Regions from separate parts of the Mus musculus genome. Here all the other regions are linked to region 3. The links are chromatin loops, found by intact Hi-C in ENCODE. Cell type or tissue: gastrocnemius. All regions are shown on one strand. Region 1 overlaps Gm10754 (predicted gene 10754). Region 2 overlaps Epyc (epiphycan). Region 3 has its middle 48 kb from the start of Mir3966. Region 4 overlaps Gm10754 (predicted gene 10754).

Evidence for each region. A loop is a pair of places that touch in the nucleus more often than their neighbours do. Peaks named below come from ENCODE experiments on the same cell type or tissue, not always from the same donor. Only the 100,000 strongest peaks of a DNase experiment are listed, where the experiment ranks them.
Region 1: it touches region 3 in a loop (4-fold over the local background); 36 of 42 quality-filtered maps call a loop at or near these places.
Region 2: a loop joins it to region 3, with 4 times the contacts of the local background. A loop is called at or near these places in 25 of 42 quality-filtered maps.
Region 4: it touches region 3 in a loop (3-fold over the local background); 17 of 42 quality-filtered maps call a loop at or near these places.

Annotation. Positions count from the first base shown.
Region 1 is chr10:97,687,445-97,692,444 of GRCm38, reverse strand. All of the region lies in intron 4 of Gm10754 (predicted gene 10754), which reads left to right. Among named protein-coding and RNA genes, the nearest start is that of Ccer1, 3.1 kb to the left of the region's middle. In gastrocnemius, a CTCF peak has its summit at 2,814; no DNase peak of the experiment used is centred here.
Region 2 is chr10:97,668,485-97,673,484 of GRCm38, reverse strand. It overlaps Epyc (epiphycan), which reads right to left. Exons shown (of 7, transcript NM_001379456.1): 3 at 2,813-2,987. Among named protein-coding and RNA genes, the nearest start is that of Ccer1, 22 kb to the left of the region's middle. In gastrocnemius, a CTCF peak has its summit at 3,073 (motif pointing right); DNase peaks (open chromatin) are centred at 27 and 3,015; H3K27ac peaks cover 1,882 bases.
Region 3 is chr10:97,373,264-97,378,263 of GRCm38, reverse strand. No RefSeq gene overlaps it. Among named protein-coding and RNA genes, the nearest start is that of Mir3966, 48 kb to the left of the region's middle. In gastrocnemius, a CTCF peak has its summit at 2,275; a DNase peak (open chromatin) is centred at 2,265; H3K27ac peaks cover 1,552 bases.
Region 4 is chr10:97,702,166-97,707,165 of GRCm38, reverse strand. The region is part of intron 4 of Gm10754 (predicted gene 10754); the gene reads left to right. Among named protein-coding and RNA genes, the nearest start is that of 4930525C09Rik, 10 kb to the left of the region's middle. In gastrocnemius, a CTCF peak has its summit at 2,394 (motif pointing right); a DNase peak (open chromatin) is centred at 2,398.

The DNA of each region.
Region 1 (5,000 bases), 310 kb before region 3:
CTCGTTTATTCAGTGTGCTAGGGACTGATAGACTTTATAGCTAGCTAGTCTTTAAGCTCACAGGATCACTGTACTATGAAATCATCTTTCACAGATCCCTTGTGATACTAAAACCTACCGGAGAAAGCACCTTACTAATTCTAGTACTCTAGAATTAGTCTGTTGACTAGGCATTATCTTGGACTTGATTTTGAGAACAGGAATATTCAGTGAAAAAAAAAAAACAAAAAGAGAATCAGAAAATTATAAGAATATTATAATGCATGCACCAGGTCCCTTTAACTTTCATAGTAAGACATAGTGTTTGACTTAGGAAAATGGCTATGAATCAGATTTATTTCCCTTAGGAAGCTCTTAGGAAGCCTGCGGTTCCTCATCCATTCTGTAAGCATGGTTCTGTTTTATATAGTGTGCAGCCCCCAGGGTTGGAAAGAGGACTGAAGAAAAAAAAAAAGGAAAACAAAACACAGGTACTCCTAAATATTCAGTACCAACCATCACTTTCATTTTGACTTCTCATATACTATATACAAAAAAGAACACCTGACACTAATTCTTATGCAACAATAGTCATCCCCTGAGCCTTGAGCTCATTTTTGTAGAACAAGGACGCTTACAGGTTTGGTCATACATAGATGGGGAAAAAAATCTTAGAATATTACTATCACATTTTTTGGTGGTAAACAGAATTACAGAAAACAGAGCACTCCACATTGAACATCAGAACATCAAGTAAATATTAGAGAAGCAACATGTTCAAAAGCCCTGAAGCCTACTGAGGTCTAGTGTACATTCTCTGCATACTCAGACCACAATGAGTCTTCTTGAGTTAGGACTCCAGTTGCAGTAGGAGTATAGACTCCACAGGCTTTATTCGATGTTGCTCTTTCAGTGGCTTGTTTAGAGCAACCTACTAAACTCAAAATGCAGAGCAATGACTCGTTTGCTCTCCTGAATCCTCTTCTAGAGGCATATTTATAAGGTTGGCAGACACTGTAGTCATTAACTCAAAATGGCTCAGTGCTAGCTGGGACATTTCTTAAAGGTCTCAGGACGGGTTTTAAGGGTGAGATCAATAGTTTGCATTATTATGGTGAAATCCCCTTTTTTCTAATTTTTAAGAAAAGATGTGAACCTTCTTACCAATAATTTACATTGATTATTTTTGATCAGTTGATTTTTAGTAAAATGGTATTAGCATTTCTTTATTAGTTGTAAATACTAAAGCATATTGAGTCAGTAGAATTTGCCCTGTTCTTAAGAAAGCAGCAGTTTGTAATTCAGGATTTATAAAAATTTCTTTTTCTAAATTATTTTATTATTTTCTATTTTTAAAATTTTAAATTATTTTCTATGTGTTCCTGTGTGAGTATGTAACACATGTGAGGAGGCCCCTAAGTCAGAAGAAGGTGTGGAATCATCTGGAGTCACAATGACAGATTACTGTAAGCAACCCCATTTAGGTGCTAGGCACTGGACTTTGGTTCTCTGGAAGAAGATCAAACACTCTTTGTTATGTTTTAAATTCTATCTATCTATCTATCTATCTATCTGTCTGTCTGTCTGTCTGTCTGTCTGTCTGTCTGTCTGTCTATCTATCTATCTATCTATCTATCTATCTATCCATCCATCCATCATCATCATCATCATCTCTCTCTCTCTCTCTCTCTCTCTCTCTCTCTCTCTCTCTCTCTCTTACTTATTCACTTTGTATCCCTCTCACTGCCCTCTCCCAGTCACTCTCTACCACAATCCTTCCCCTTTTCCTCTGAATGAGTGGTAGAGGCTGAGCACACACTTTTAACCACTGAAACCGCTCTCTAGCTCCTGGGTTTTCAGATTTCTTTTATATAACATTAGGATTGTAATATAAGCTTTTTAATATACTGGCAGAGCAATGCAGCTATGGCTTAAGGCAATTTACTGTCATGGTTAACATTCCCACCAGGGGCATGATAGGAGATTTTTTTAAAAAGACATTTGTACTTGATTTGTGTACATTACATGTTGAGAAATGAAACACTCTGATTCAAGCTTCAAACGATACATTTATGATGTCCATATACATTATTACTGTTTTTGCCTTTGCATAATCAAATTATGACAGATGAGGTTGCTTAAGGCATAATTCATTGAAATGTCAGCTTCTAGTGGTTAGGATCCGAGGAACAGCATAGCCTTCTCTTCCCTAAGGATTGACCCGAGCGGTGCAGAAAGGAATGTGTTAGATTGTCACCTGAGAAACCAAGCAGAAAATCATTTATGTTATTGCACGTATTTGCTGCCTTATGACTGTGCCTGGGCTTACTGACAGTTTTCCGGTCACTGGAAGTTACCATCATGGGTCAAAGTCCACCTGCATAACTCAAGACCTTGGAAACCATGTTACATGGCATGGACTCTTTTTGTGCAGTCTCTCAGTTCATTAAACCAGCAAAGACAATCACTATAGTTCTTTCTAGCAACATTTCCCTTGTACTCTGTGTGTGTGTGTGTGTGTGTGTGTGTGTGTACACGCGCGTGCATATGCCTGCCTGCCTGTCTGTCTGTCTGTCTGTATGCCATAATAATGGCCATCGCATTAGTGGAAACAAAATCACCAACACTTTTGCTTATTAATTGTATTAAGTTTATTTTTGACTGAGTATAATAAGGAAACCCAGAAAATAACGATTCCCCAGCATTTACTTTATCTAGACAGTTTTAATGACACTGCTGACATTTTGAAATTCAAACAGATGTGATATAGTGAAATAGCTTGATGCGCCTTACGCTATATTTTCAATAGAAGACAGATATCTCTGTGTTGTAATCCTAACACTTGGTGGCAGTAGTAGTTCATCCAAAACTCCTTCAGCACTCATCTGTATTCAGAATGAACATAGACTCAAATCTTCTTTTAAAATATATATATACATTTTAAATTACAATAGAATCATTTTCCTCCTTCCCCTTTCTCTCTCTTCCCTTCACATATACCTACCCTCCAACTCTACAGTGACCCACACAAACTAATAGCCTTTATTTGATTATTATTGTTGTACACGCATGTAAACATATGCACAAATATACAAATACTACCTGCTGAGTCCACTTTATGTATGTGTCTGTCTCTGTCTTTGTCTCTGTCCCTGTCTGTCTCTCTGTCTTCCTCTGTCTGTCTGTCTGTCTGTCTCTGTCTCTCTCTGTCTCTCTGTCTCTCTCTCTCTCTGTCTCTCTCTCTCTCTGTATGTGGTTTTAGGATTAAAATGATATATTGCATTGGGTGATCAATAAAAGGGCTCAACCTTGGAATACATCATTTCTCCTTCTGCCAGAATCCATTAGTTGGCTGTATTTCCATGTTTAGGAGTGGATCACCACTAAAAATACCCCCTCTTCATACTACCATGACTACTGATACTGACATTATTCCAGTCTTCATTGGATAGCCACTTCACAGTAGACTTTCTGGTGTTCTGACCCTTACAGTCTTTGTAATCCCTCTTCGTTGATGTTCCCAGAGCCATAGATACAGTAGCTTTGATATAGATGTATCCAATGTGGCATCCATTGTGCCCACTATCTGTCCATCTCTGCATAGTGTGCAGTTATGATTTTCTCTGATGATTTTTGTGATGGTTTGTATATGCTTGGCTCAAGGAGGGGCACTGTTTAGAGGTGTGGCCTTGTTGGAGTAGATGTGTCACTGTAAGCTTTAAGACCCCCATCTCAACTGCCTGGAAACCAGTATTCTGCTAGAAGCCTTTAGATGAAAATGAAGAATTTTTACCTCCTCCTGCATCATTCCTGCCTGGACTCAACCATGTTCCTGCCTTGACTATAATGGACTGATCCTTGGAACCTGTAAGCCAGTCCCAATTAAATGTCCTTATAAGAGTTGCTTTGGTCATGGTGTCTGTTCATAGCAGTAAATCCCTAACAAAGACAATCTCCATGTGCTATAAAGAGAAGTTTTTTTGATGAGGGCTGGTAGCTATGGTCATCTGTAAGTACACTGTGGATGTGGTGTGTAAGATATAGTATGTAGGAAAAAATTATGCTAGTCTAGCAAGGTTGTGGTTATAGATTTTCTTTCTAGGGTCCCTGTCTTAGTTAAGGTTTCTATTGCTGTGATAAAATGCCATGATCAAAAACAAATTGCAGAGGAAGTTTATTTGAATTAAATTCTCAACTCTCATCTCATCATTGCAGGAAGTTAGGATAGGAACTTGTACAGGGCAGGAACTCCTTGGCAGGAGTTCATATATAGGCCATGGAAGAGTGCTGACTGCTGTCTTGCTCTCATGGCTTATAAAGTTTGGCATATATATATATATATATATATATATATATATATATATATATATATGCCAGAATCATAAGCTCAGGGATGTCAAAATCCACAATAGGGTAGGTCTTCCTGTATCAATCACTAATTAAGAAAATGCCTTACAAAGAAAAGAAGAAAATAGAAGGAAAAATGCCTCCCACGCTTGCCTACAGCCCAGTCTTAGAGGTTCCCTTCTCAGAGATGTCCCTAGTTTATGACAAGTTGACATAAAGCCAGACAGCACAACTGACCTTTGTCAACTTTACAAACAAATACATGATTCGTAGCCCACCACCTCTGTTCCCTGTTTATTTCCATGATCACATGTTAATAGCAACACTGTATTATAAACATTCTAAATTTTTAATGTCCTATGGTCTTAAAATTCAGTTAAAAATTCAGTCCTTTAAAATATTTAGTCTCTGTTAAAATTTAATATCTCTCAACTGTGGGTTCCTTTCAAAATAAAAAAAAAATGGTTTAATAGATTTTTACTTCAGGAGGGAAAAAGCAGGAAACAGTCACAATCTGAACTAAGCAAAACCAATCTCCTTCCTAAAGCTTGGGATCATTGAAGAAGAGGAGGCAGAAGGAATGTAATATCCTGAAGTAATGAATAACTGCGATGGAACATTATCTTCTGTACACAGCAGGGTAGCTGCACATAAGAACTCACAGTATTTTTAAT
Region 2 (5,000 bases), 300 kb before region 3:
TGGAGAAGGCATGGGGAGGGAAGATCGTGGTTCTGTGCACAGACAGGACAGATGGCTAGAGATCCTAGCCAACTATCCATGACTCTGGAACTGATAAGACACCAGAGGAGAGCCCACTAAAGCTAATGCCTTAAAGCAATACATTTCTATCTATATTTCTAAGTACCTATTTTTGTATCTACAGATAAGAGTAAGTCTTACCATCAAAGAAGTTTCTCTTTATAATAGAGCAAAAATATTATGGAGATCCACAACTGGTCAAAATGCATAGACTGTGAAATACCCAGCTACAATGGATACATCTACAATGTAGCTCCTACATTTAATTCTCAAGCAGTAACATTGAAGAGAGTATGGAAAGATTTATAAGACCTAAAGGACTGAGAAACCTGCTGCTATAGAAGCTCTTTTAGAGAAGACAGGGAAGCTATAGCTATGAAATCTCGACAACAGGGTTATCCAATCAAGACCTGCATCATGATAACACTCGCTGACATATCAATGTGGATGTGGGAATTGTTGTAACATCTTACTCCTAGAACAAGAACTATAGTAGTCAATGGCTGCCAAGAAAGGGGAAAACAATTTCCTTCAGGGACAAGCTCCCAGGCAGGTTCACCATCCCTAAGTGGTCAGTTCCAAACATTAGTGAACAACATTAGATGGACTTAGGGAGATATACACATACAGCAGTTATACATACTTGTGTTTATGTTAGTCAATAATTTTTAAAGGAAAATATATGGGAGGAGACATAGGAGGAGTTGCAGAGACGAGAGTGAATCATGAACATTATATAACTAGAGTAATCATGAATAGAATTCTTTAAAATGCAAATAAATACAAGATGGAGTATTATGTTTTTTGTTTCCTCTGACCCATCTGAAAGTCACAGATTTGAGAGAAGGCAAGGGGGCACGGGTAGATTTGAACGGATGAAACAGAGAGAAAAATGACTGAAATTCCTCAATCACTCTTACTGCTTTAGGTACGTTTCGTTTTCCTATGTGGCTGCCTTCTCTATCTGGGAAACTTACACTTCATAAACTTGTCCATGTGTCTTCTTGGTTCTGTTTGTGGCTTTCTATGACATAGAAATTTAACCACATGGGGAAAAAAACATGATGTATTCCTTAAAGAAACTAACTTAATAGTTTGTATGTGCGTCTGCACTCTATACTCATTCTTTTCAATGATTTTGCACACATTTAGAGTATACTGGCATTTCTTTTTCTTGTTTATCAAAGAGGTTTCTACTCCAAAGCTTGTAGTTTTGCCAAGAGTTGACATAAATCACAGTCAGTGACTGGATAGCAAGGATGAGACTTTACAATTCAATTGTAATACTTGAAAATTTAGACAGGGAGTTGGATAATGTTTGCCAGGGCACAGGGAAATATAGAAGGGGAACTGAAGTATAAATAAGAATATATAGGATAAGTTTATATAGGATAAGTAAGTTCTAGAGACTTATCTTCTGGGATGGAGAGATGTAGGGAAGGGGAGCAACATTTTCCTACAAATAGAGTCTAGAATCTTAATAAATTGGTTTTCAACCACAAATCACTACCCTTGGCAAATTAAAACTTCCTTATCGAAGGGCAAAATTAAGTATTATTAACACCCTAGAAAGACTATAAGGGGTGAAAGAAGGCTGCAGTGTGCTGTTCTGGTGGCCCACAGACAGCCAATACCCAATCAGCACAACATGTTGCCCTTATTCTAATCAGCATCCCCTATGTCTTACACGTCTGCACTGGACTGCACTGATCTCAGGGGATGACTTTCCATCAGTTCATCCAGTGCTGGGCCCTGAAAATACATGGCCCAGAATGATTTCAAGTAATGATGCCAGGCAAGTAATTCCATCCTGAGTCCTTGGTTATTTGATTCTTTCCAGCAGGACAAAGATGCATTATAATAAAAATCTTATCTTATGTCTGAGGACAAAATGCAGGAGTAACTCCATGACTCAAAGTGTATTCCAACATTCTTGACTTTTTTGTCTTTGGCTTATTTACTTCCCTTTTGGAGTGGAGTTGAAAATTGGCAAGATTGTTTAAGTTTGTTTCTTCTTTGAAGGTTTCATAGACTTATACATCTATCCTCATCATGCACACCCCTTACTCTCTATAACTCCCTCAGTATCTTCCATCTCATCTGCCCCCTAGCTTCATATGCCCTCATTTATTGTTATTTATTTTGACCCACTGAGTTGAGTTAGTACAACCCACGTATACACAGTTGCAAATTTATCCCTTGAGGGACTGAGAAGCTAATTGCTCCCTCCCTAGTAGATGTGGGGTTTTGGGAGATCGTTCTGTCACCCATGCTGGAATTTTAACTGTCTTGATCTAGTGTTAGTAACTAGAATGGTTGTGAGTTTACGGGTGCAACATCCTTCCCATCCTTCTAGACCTATGGTTTTGAGTTCCCTATTTCAAGATCTTTTCTGAGCCCTTTGGTGTGGTGGGTAAGCATTAGTGTAGATGTCCCATCTGTGGCTGAGCACTCGCCCGTGTTTATGATTAGCATTCTGTACAAAATGAGTCTACTCTCAGAAGTAGACTCTAATAAGACACTTCTCAGACCAGGGTTGGAAACAGCAACAACCTATGGATAAAAGCATAAATATTTACAAGACTGATGGCCAACATGACTACTTAGCAATACAACACCCTTAATTTCTCCCTTAGAGTTCATGACTTCTTTTGCAATGCAAGGCAGATTCCTTGAGGAATGACTTAAAACTAGATAGTTTTGAGAGGCGACAATGTGTATTTGGTTCTAATTGAGTAATAACTTATTTGACCTTCGTTGGTGTGTGGACCCAGAAGCCCCGGGAATTCTGGCTCCTGTGGGGAAGAGCCATCGATCAGCCTGGGAGTAGATTCTTCATCCTTGTCTTCATCCTGGTTGTCCCCTAGCTGTGGGCCTGGGGTCAGGAGCTCTCTGTTCCCAGAAAGCCTCTCAGACACTTTCTCGTTCTGGAAACAAACAGAATTTCAAGGTAACCTCAATCACCCTCCATGCCCATAGTACAAATGTAAAATGTGTCCATCTGTGCCACAAGATGTCACTACTGTTCTTACAATCAACACAGTGGGCCTCGCCCCATCGATGTTTCTCAGAAATACAATTACTGTTTTCCAAAATTTGTTTCTCAAATCTTTGGAACTGGTTTCAATGCCCCCCGTTTGTTGCTATTTCTTTGAGCTTCATACATTTTTCTTTTCACATGGCAGGTCTAAAAAAAATCTCACTCTTATTTTTTTTAATGATACAGCTTTATAACAGCATAGTTGTTAGATTCACTTTAATCAAACTTATGCAAAACAAAATTCAAAAGATTCCCATTCACACGTGAGCCCAGTTCACTCTCATCATCCCTTGTTGATAACTATTGAGATACTAATATTTCCTTCCTTTAGGTTTTTACTTCTGAAAATCAAATCTTTACTTCCTGTTTTGTGGTACCCTCAATGGCCTTTTTTTGGAAATTAATCTTCCAACTTTGGCAAAATATATAATGGTGTGAAAACGATGTAATAGATTGTAGATGCCTTTTGTTATAGATATTTCCACATGGATACTAAATATTGCAACAACATCTGATTATATTAAAATTGTCATCTTTGAGAACACTGACAATAGGAGTCATTTAAAATGGAAACACACACACACACAAACCTGACATTTTTCAGAATACTTTCTCAAATTTCCCCCTTTTTGCCTTATATCTTTTCTGGTATGAGTTATTATTTATAAGAGCTTTAGAAACCACTTATTTTCAGTTCCCTTCCCTTATGCTATTTCTTGATAAGTGTGTTCTTCTCCATAACCTTGTAAGCCTCAGATGGAGATCTGATAAAAACATTTGGAGCAGAAACACCCTGACTCCACTCCTCTTGTCTGCTGTTCCCACGATATCACCAGAAATCTCACATTCTTGATTGATCACACCAATGTGCACCCATCTGCATTAATTTGCACTCATTACAAAAGCAAAACGACACAAATTATTTCTAAGTTACTTATTATCTGGATGGAAATTTCAAAAACAGAGATATAAATTAGATTAGTTATTTACTGCTTGTCTTATAATAACTATGTGATTTTTAAAGAGACATATTTTTACACTTTTGATAGACTTGAGTACATTTAATTACTAATAAAAATAATATAAATTTAAGGAATGTTTTCCTAGGTTCTCTATTTGGCCCCTTTGTACCCTACATGTTGATTTCATAACCAGGCCTATTAGATAGTAACTGAATTATGCCTCTATCTTTGTACTTTTAGGTTGAAGCCTAATAAGCAACTTATAATACTTATGGAATATATTCTTTAAACATCCTTGTCCAAGATGCATTTAATTCATGTGCATTTAATTCATATATGCACATAACCATCAGGATTTTGTGCAAAGACACTGTGAATGTGTGGATGCCTGCTTTCAAACATGAATCTAAGAGTAGATTGCTTGATATTGCAGGAGGCATCCAGGGATGCTCAAATCCTGGCCAGAAATCTCCAGCTGAGAATCTGGGGTGCATCTACAGAAAGACACACGGTTCCCATCAGTGTGATCATAGTGAGGCAGCTTCGGTGGAATGACTTTGCAGAGACGAAAAGTGGGCTCCAGGAAGAGCGGAAATTGAGACAGATGTTTCATGGAATGGAGGGGCCTCCTGAAGGGAGGAACACATTCCAGACACATTGCCTTGAATCTTTAACACTGTAGGAAAATGTTTGCACATCTTTTTTTTCCCCCAGATAATTGTTTTTCCACTGATCTGATGTAAAACTCTAAGGTCTCCTTTGTCATCCGATGTAATGAGGCCAAGCAGCTTTTGGTGCTTTGTTCATGCTTGCTTGCAAATCAAAAGAGCAACCTTTAAGGCAAGGAAAGGCAGTGAGTCCTCATTTCAGCAAAACTGCACAACTCTAACCCCATTATGCTGCGCCTGGAGAATCCTCTGCACAGTAGACACATTTAT
Region 3 (5,000 bases):
TTTCAATGGCTGATGTGCATCAGACACTCAATGGGAAAATTAACATAAAATTGAGTGGTCAGCGATGCAAGGGCAGGGATGCAGAAGCGCATAAAGTGACAGTCACTTGAACGTTGTTCATAGATACTTGGAAGTTTGCCTCTGAATCTAAGTAAACTAGGAAAGAAATGCACTTGGTGACTTGAATGTCATGCGTGAAGGTGACTTTGTGTCCCCTTCTCTCTATGACCTCCACAGTTAGTTATCTACAACAGGCTATCCACAGTGGTAGCAAAGGCATGCATAGCACCTTCTGGTACCATAAAAGCAAGTCCTTAGGAAGGCTCTCCATCAAATCCAGCTCAAGGGCCTCCAGGGTCTGTTTCTGAAAAGCATGGTGTCTGTCTCCAGCAATAGGGACTTAACTTCTGCCTCTGTGTGGGCAACCAAGGACAATAGCAAGAGGCTGTATGTTCTGGGATCTCTTGGACATCCCTGACCAACAACTCAAAACAGGGCTTTTTATGTCTGGCACTGTGCTTTTGATCCCAGTCCCAGTGGATCCATTTACAAAACGCTCCCTCACTTTGGGATCCGGGAAGATTCTGGAAGATGGGATTTGAAGGACCATTAAGGGACACAGGAGATTCATGAGAGATTGTGTCTCCTGGAAGTGTCAAAGGCTACACCAATAAAGTCTCACTAGTATGAATGCTGAAACATGAAGCTGAACAAGAACAACAGACATGCCAACATAGGTGGAGAAAGCCCACAGAACTATAACCATACACAAAGAACGACAGCCACATAAGGAGTGATGAGAGAGAGAAATAATATTTCTCCTGCAGGAGCATATCACTTAGCTATCCAATACCAAAGAGTCAAGCCTGAAAACATACATGAGTAACATACAGACTAAACTGCTTATATTTATGAATATGTATGAATATACTATGTGTACATATATGCATGTAACAACAATGAAAATTTGAACAAGAGCAATGAAGTTGATGTGGGAAGGATCAGATCAGTGGAAGGAAAGAGCGGAAGACATGATGTCTATAATCTAAAAAATACTATAATCTAAAAAAGAAAAGACTAAAAGGTAAATTATATGGTAAAAGTAAATTAAAGAAATAAATGACTACCCACATGTGCCCTATTCAATATGGCAGCTACAAATATTATTCTTTCTTTACATAAGGAAATTCTAATAACTGGAATTGCAAAGATTATTGATGTATGCCAGGCATGGCTTGTATGGTAGCTCCTTAGCAAAAGTCTAAAGAAATCAAAAAGTCAGCACAAACCAATCTATACTCTGGGATTATATGGAGCTCCTAACCACTTTAATTAAGCTAAAAAAAATGCAACAGAAATCAACTCATAATTTTATGTAACGTAATTTGATGTTGAGTTCAACTCAATGGTCCCATGATTAAAGGGTACTCTGTTAAGTAGCGTAGGTCTTTAATTTACACGCTGAACAAATGATCACATTTCTTGCTGGGATTCTGAGAGCATATTGTGGCTAATATTAGCATGTGCCCAAGGAAGAATCATTATAAGGAAATTTCAATTGTCAAAATTAAAGTTGTGCTTCCTCAGGCTCAGATCTAGTGCATCTCTTTGGTAAATCCTGCACAGTCTCACGAGAGGAGGGAGTGGGTGTTGGGTCCTGTCCGACTGCATTCACGCCTTCAGCTTTCTGGGACTTTGTTGCCTCCTTTATACAAGGAAGCTGTTAGATTTACACACTGGATGGGAGGATGTATATATTTGCTTTTAGGACTCCTCTGTTATTTCTTGTCTCGTGTGAATCTTTCCAGCTTGCTCTCCTCTTGCTTCTTCTGTTTGGTTGCATTTTAAATAATCTCCTGATTGAAAATTTTATTCTTCTGGATTTGGATTGTCTGGAAGATGTGTTTATAAGAGTCTAGACGTGTATATATGTGGCTTACACACTTTAATTCAAAGGATAACTGCAAATAGATCAACATAACCTTTTAAAAAAAGAAAAAGAAAAAAACATTTTCCAAAGATCTAAATGGAGGAAAGATCGTTGTAAACTTAATAAACTGCAATGTTAAAACCAATCTAAATCACAAAATCAGATTTATTTGTATCCTAGGAGCTTGTTGAGCACAAGTAGCTGCATTTGCAAAAATGCAGATTACTGGTGTGGCCAGTAACCAACTAGAGTTAAAGAAGAAACAATTCTGGAAACTCTGGTCCCTCTGGCTCCCCCGGTTCTCTGCTCCCTGGTAAAGATGAAGAGTACACAAGCCCCACCTACTGGACAACATGGGAATAGCACCCAAGAGCTCAACTTTAATGTCTGTTAACTGGCTTTTGTTTGTTTGTTTTGTTTTTCTTTTCTTCTTCTTCTTCTTCTTCTTTTTTTTTTTTTGCCTTTTTAAAATTAGATATTTTCTTTATTTACATTTCAAATGCTATCCCGAAAGTTCCCTATACCCTACCCCCGCCTTGCTCCCCTACCCACCCACTCCCACTTCTTGGCCCTGGCATTCCCCTGTACTAGGGCATATAAAGTTTGCAAGGGGCCTCCCTTCCCAATGATGGCCGACTAGGCCATTTTCTGCTACATATGCAGCTAGAGACAGGAGCTCTGGGGATACTGGCTAGTTCATATTATTGTTCCACCTATAGGGTTGCAGATCCCTTCAGCTCCTTGAAAATGTGGTACATTTACACAATGGAGTACTACTCAGCTATTAAAAACAATGAATTTGTGAAATTCTTGGGCAAATGGATGTATCTGGAGGATATCATCCTTAGTGAGGTAACCCAATCACAAAAGAAGTCACTTGATATGCACTCACTGATAAGTAGATATTAGCCCAGAAATTTAGAATACCCAAGATACAATTTGCATATACCCAGACACTATTGCATTTGCTAGCAAGATTTTGCTGAAAGGACCCTGATATAGCTGTCTCGTGTGAAGCTATGCCAGTGCCTGGCAAATACAGAAGTGGATGGTCACAGTCATCTATAGGATGGAACAAAGGGCCCCCAGTGGAGAAGCTAGAGAAAGTTAACTGACTCTTAAATGAGAGTGATAATAATAATTTCAATCTTAGTATACTGTTTTAAAGTTATATCCCATAGATATTTAAACGAAAATACCTCTAAAATTGCAAGTAAAGTCTTAGTAAATAACAGGGAGTCCAGATTTTAGAAATTGTGCTAACTGCATCAGATCTTGTAACACATTCTGTTTGACATATCAAAATAGCATAATCCTAAGCCACCTCTTAACATCATGATTTTCTTTTAGGCTTGGACCTGAATACAGATATTTCGATAATATAATTTAATTCCACTTAATACTTAGAAGAAATGTTTGATAAGCATAGCCCTTAACTTCAAGAACTGTGCTGTTTCAATATATAGGGGAAAATAGAGATGTATATTCTTTTATTTCGCTCAAGAAAAAGAGCCTTGCTTATTTTTAACCAGAATCAGGAATGAGTGGTCCTGCTGAGCTGGTTTGGGCATGTGAGGCAGAATGAAATTTTTCATAAAGTTTAGTAGAGAGATAAACCAAATTGCTGGATAATATATGTGAACATCTTTAAGGCATGAAGACATACCTTCCACTGTTACAGTATCAATAAAGCAAAAATTCTGCACCAAAATGGAAACTATGAGTGACCTTTAAAGTGCTTCAGGAATGGAGTTGGGGAGCTACCTAGATTGGATTCCAAGCTGTACGTAAACATCCATAAGTCTGGCATAGATGTAATTTCCACTGGGTTGGTAGATTGAAGATACAATTATTAAACAGCTAGTTTCGTTTAATGCCATCCACTAAGCTACTTCACACTGTCAAAAACCTTTTAGGTGTTAGACTCGAGGCCTGGAGGATTCTACAATGAATGGCACCCATGATTCTCTGAGTTCATTCCCCTGGCACCTGTGTTCATGTAACCAGCTACATATGAAAGAGGCAAATGGTCATTGGTTTTCAATTCAAGTTATACCACATACCATATCGTCATTTTTTTTAAATTGGTTATGAGACAATCATAGAGATTTGAAAGCATAGCAGGAACGCTGCCTTGTAAACTCCACTGGTTTTAACAAAACATTGCTGCTGTCCTGCACGGACTAATAAGGGTTTCATGACCTTCGCCACACGGTGAATTTAGCAAATTTAAATAATTGAGGCAATGATTGCTGAAGTAGCATCCTGCGTTTCTCGCTCTACCAACAGGAGGATGAGAAAGATGGAGTTAAATTCCACAGCCTGCACTGCTGTGGTTGTCACGCACAGCTCTCCCTTTCCAAAACCCTCAAAATAACTTATAAATGCCACATAGCATATGTGCTGTAATAATTGGACGTACTATCGGACTTTCTGTTGGACAGTCCCTTTGGAACAGACAAAATCTATAAAATTCAGCATTTTGCATTTATCCCGCTTTGTGTTTTGAGTGTTTTAAAGAGTGTAACTATAATATCACTTGACAACTTGGCAGGCTCAGGGCTGAATAATGGGCACTTTGGGGTATGCAGTTTTATGCTTTTTTAGTTGCTGTCTTTTTGAGGCATCTGTTGGGATCTGGAAATCAAAGCAATAGTATAAACGCACAACTCTCGAATCATGAAAATTAAATAAAGGAAGAGACTTTAAGGTCTAACTTAAAATATATTTTCACAAAGTATATTTCGTAGCTTCAAACAACCTATAAAACAACCCCTAATTTTAAATTTTTGACTGAGCTTTGAAAATCCAAAAGATGATCATGTATTATTTTATTAATTAGCTTTCCTATATCTGGTCTATTCCTATGGGTGAAGAGACTCTCTCTACCTTGGGTTTCCACATTCACCTGAGGCATGTGCACCTAGGTACCACCACGCTGTTCGCATGAGGCAGACGCATGAGCGGATGTGAACAAAGACAGGAAGATTTTAGTGTTTGTAGAATATGTCCAGGATGGCTGAAGCCCACTCATGGCTTTTTCTTTCTTTGCCATTGTTTGTTAATTTTT
Region 4 (5,000 bases), 330 kb before region 3:
ACATGCATTTTTTAATGCATCATGAGCAATAATATTATGGTGAGTATTTTCCAAGTGGGTCACTTTCATGATTCCATGGTCAAAGGTCACCAAGACTATGGAATTGAGAATTGATCTTTGCATTAACAACTCTATTATTATTATTATTATTGTTATTATTATTATTACTATTATTACTATTATTATTTCTGGTGAAAGTTAGTCACTTCCAAGGACCATACTAAGAGAAGAGGCTCTGGAATGCCAGAGAGGTGCCCTGTACCCTGTCTACACTTTCCTCTGCTTTTCTACCCTACAGAAGTGGATTTAGTTCATACTGGAGTAAGTCATTTTGCTCCTCGGTTAGAACTGAACTAGGTTATAATTACCATTCATTTCATATAGCTATTTTAGTTTCTCTATTTCCCATAAACACTGATACCATTATAGGATTCTTCACTAGAAATAAATGGTGCAGTTTTTGCCCTATGTACTTTTCTAGAAGGAAGAGAATCATTGACAACTCAGCACAGCTTGCAAAGTGAAGTGAATATCCATGCAGTGGAATATGAGGCTCATAGAACGATAGTATCTTCTCTTCCTCTAGGGACTCTGAGCTACCCATGAATGCATTGCTAACAAAGATGTATGCACAGAGACTCCATCTTTAGCGAAGGCAGGTATTCTCAGCCTGCATGTTTGCTCTCCTAACACCATCTGAACAGCTGCGAAGAGCTGAAAATAGGACAGTAATAAAAATGTCAATTACCCTCAGTTTGTCAGACCAGTAACAAACAAGCTGGTTGTTTCTTCCCTCAGAAACCTATTGCTCTAACTGATGGCTGAGATCATTAATGAATTAAATGATGCTCAGGTCCCAGGAGCAGCAAGTACACATCTCACTTTTAAAAGTAGGTCAAGGAAGGAACACATGTTGTTAGGTTGTACTTCTTAGGATTAAGGTATTAAACGTTATTTAGCTTAACAATTTGGATTTCATACTTAAACATATAAATCACAAACTTGTTAACTTTCCTCTTTCCTGGCACCTTTGAAAGAAAACAAATATAGTTAGTGAAAACCATAATTAGTGGTCCATATATGTTAAAAGGGACTCAACAGATTCACTGTGAGAATGCTTTTGTTTTTATCTTTTTTTTTAATTAGGTATTTTCTTCATTTACATTTCAAATGCTATCCCAAAAGTCCTCCAGATCCTCCGCCCCTCCCCCACTTCCCTACCCACCCACTCCCACCTCTTGTCCCTGGTGTTCTCCAGTACTGAGGCATATAAAGTTTGCAAGACCAAGGGGCCTCTCTTTCCAATGATGGCCAACTAGGCCATCTTTTTTTTTTTTTTTTTTTTTGTTTTCCATTTTTTATTAGGTATTTAACTCATTTACATTTCCAATGCTATACCAAAAGTCCCCCATATCCACCCACCCCCACTCCCCTGCCCACCCACTCCCCCTTTTTGGCCCTGGTATTCCCCTGTACTGGGGCATATAAAGTTTGCAAGTCCAATGGGCCTCTCTTTCCAGTGATGGCCGATACATATGCAGCTAGAGACACGAGCTCTGGGGGTACTGGTTAGTTCATATTGTTGTTCCATCTATAGGGTTGCATACCCCTTTAACTCCTTGGGTACTTTCTCTAGCTCCTCCATTGGGAATGCTTTTTGATAAAACATAAATAGGTAAAGTTACTGGAAGCACATAAAAATGCACAGAATTCTAAAATATATGTGAATCTAAGGATTTCTTAAACCTTTATTTTCCCTCTATATCTTAGTCTTGTGTATAAAAAACACAGGGAATCACATAGCGCTCTCTCTCTCTCTCTCTCTCTCTATATATATATATATATATATATAGAGAGAGAGAGAGAGAGAGACATACACACACACACACACACATATATATACATATATATATATGCATATATCATAGCAAATACATACATATATATTCGAGACAGGGTTTCTCTGTATAGCTGTTGCTTGTATAGCTCTTGCTGTCCTGGAACTCACTCTGTAGACCAAGCTGGCCTCAAACTCAGAAATCTGCCTGCCTCTGCCTCCCAAGTGCTGGGATTAAAGGCCCAGCAAATACATTTTAATGTTACAGTGCTTTTTGCCAACCCAATCCCTTTATTCTTACATGTACTAATGTGCTGTTTTCCTTTTTTACCTTTTTTTATGAATGAGATGCTGATTAAATCAAATTAAATAAGCAGATCTACAATTCTCAGAAGTTTACATTGTGACAATTTCTTATTATCTTTATGTGTGTGTAACTAGTTAGTGGTGACTTTCTGAGGCTTAGGGAACACATCCAATCTCAACTGTACTATGTCTTTCAAAAATGCTCCTGTGGATAAAACATCTTCCAACCATAGGACATATGTACCATGGCCACTAGGTGGCAGCTGTATATTAAGCTAGGGAACAAGTTTCAAGCTTTTCAGAGCATACACTCAATGAGAGAAAGAAGAGTCAATTCTATTAACATTGTTTTCTGTTTAAATATTTGTGCGGAAAGTAGTTTGGAACCACATAACATTTTAAAGAGTGGAAATATTAACATTTTACTACTTTTTTAAAAAATGAAAATATAGGCTTTATAAAGCTGCAAGACATACAGAAAGACTGCAGAGAGCCATTTTGACTTCATCTGGACTTCAGTTTGGCAGTCTACATTTTGCCTTTCCAGTTAAAGGAAATTCCACCACCAATCAAAACCTAAGAAAATACAAAACCCCTAACTGCATATGGAGCGTTGAGTTGGAAAGTCAACTCAATGAACTTTGGTAGTGTCAAATGATACAATGTGTTTAAAACTTTTTTGAGAAGTAGTAAATTACATAGACTAACATTAAATTAATGGTACTAAAAATATACATGAAAAGTATAAATATATCTATAGGTAAGAATTATCAGTCATAAATACTTCAAATGCCATGTGGAAATGCCCAAGCATGTCAACATCAATGGCATAAATTGTTCCATACAATTAATGTCTTTCTGAAATGTGTAAGAAAATATAAAGGTTGAATCATATATATTATAAAAGTTTTCCTATCAATTATCCTGGGATATTAAATCCATCCAATAGAATTTGAACAAATAGAAAAGTACATGTTAGCAATCACCCAGCTTGTGTTACAGCTATTCCTCTCAATTCTCTTATAAAACAAATGCTACATGACAATTCTTAAAATTGCAATATTGAATATCTACAGCATCAATTTAGGGTGAAGTAGCAATATGAAGCCGACTCAAAACTCAGCATTCTGACTGTGAGATGCATCTGCTGCAGCCTGGAATCAGTGTCTTAAATTGGGAACAGTCTTTTTTTTATAGTTGTTTGTTTGAGACACTCGGTGTAGCACTGTATATCCTGGAACTCAAAAGCAACATAAGAAGATTTCAGGATGCAGAAGTCTGGCTGCCTGGTTTATAGGGACTCGTGTAAAAGAAGCAAGAGTCTAGGTAGTTCAAGGTGTGCCTGTAGAAGATGTTATAAATCCTTCACATCCACATCTTATTTAACATATACTTTTTGTTTTATTTTCTTTTTTTTTCCATTTTTTATTAGGTATTTAGCTCCTTTACATTTCCAATGCTATACCAAAAGTCCCCCATATCCACCCACCCCCACTCCCCTGCCCACCCACTCCCCCTTTTTGGCCCTGGTGTTCCCCTGTACTGGGGCATATAAAGTTTGCAAGTCCAATGGGCCTCTCTTTCCAGTGATGGCCGACTAGGCCATCTTTTGATACATATGCAGCTAGAGTCAAGAGCTCCGGGGTACTGGTTAGTTCATAATGTTGTTCCACCTATAGGGTTGCAGATCCCTTTAGCTCCTTGGCTACTTTCTCTAGCTCCTCCATTGGGAGCCCTATGATCCATCCATTAGCTGACTGTGAGCATCCACTTCTGTGTTTGCTAGGCCCCGGCATAGTCTCACAAGAGACAGCTACATCTGGGTCCTTTCAATAAAATCTTGCTAGTGTATGCAATGGTGTCAGCGTTTGGATGCTGATTATGGGGTGGATCCCTGGATATGGCAGTCTCTACATGGTCCATCCTTTCATCTCAGCTCCAAACTTTGTATCTGTAACTCCTTCCATGGGTGTTTTGTTCCCAAATCTAAGGAGGGGCATAGTGCCCACACTTCAGTCTTCATTCTTCTTGAGTTTCATGTGTTTAGCAAATTATATCTTATTTTCTTATAGAGAAAACTTGGAACAAACTGGTGTACAAGGGACCATCGAATTTACTGTGTGTGTGTGTGTGTGTGTGTGTGTGTGTGTGTGTGTGTGTGTGTTTGTGTGTGTGTGTGTGACAGAGAGAGAGAAAGAGAGACAGAGACAGAGACAGAAATCAATTCACTTTGGGACGTGGAGTTCATCAATGGCTGGCTGGCTGGACCATGACATTCAGTTATTGGCCTATCTTCAACTCCTGATCCCTGGGGTTTCAGGTGTATACCTAGGCACCCAGCTTTTTTTGTTTTAATTGCTTATTTTATTTATATTTCAAATGTTGTCCCCCTGCACAATGTCTCCATCCCATGCCCCTCCCCTTTGCCTTTATGACAGTGCTCCCTCACAGCCCCATTCCTACCTTACTACTCTAGCATCCCCCTTATGCTGGGGTATCAAGCCTTCACAGGACCAAGGGCCTCCCCTCCCATTGATAAGTCCATTCTCTGCTACATATGCAGCTGGAGCCATAGGTTCCTCCATGTGTACTCTTTGGTGGGTGGTTTACTCCTGGGAGTCCTGGGGGGGGGGGTCTAGTTAATTGATATTGTTATTCTTTCTCTGGGGTTATAATTGCCTTCTTCAGCTCCTTTAGTCCTTACCCTAACTCTTCCACTGGGATCCCCAGGCTCATTCCAATGATTGCTTTGAGTATTTGCATCTGTATTGGTCAGGTGCTAGCAGAGCCTCTCAGGGGACAGCTATACCAGGCTTCTGTCAGCAAGCACTTCTTGACATCAGTGATAGTGTCAGGG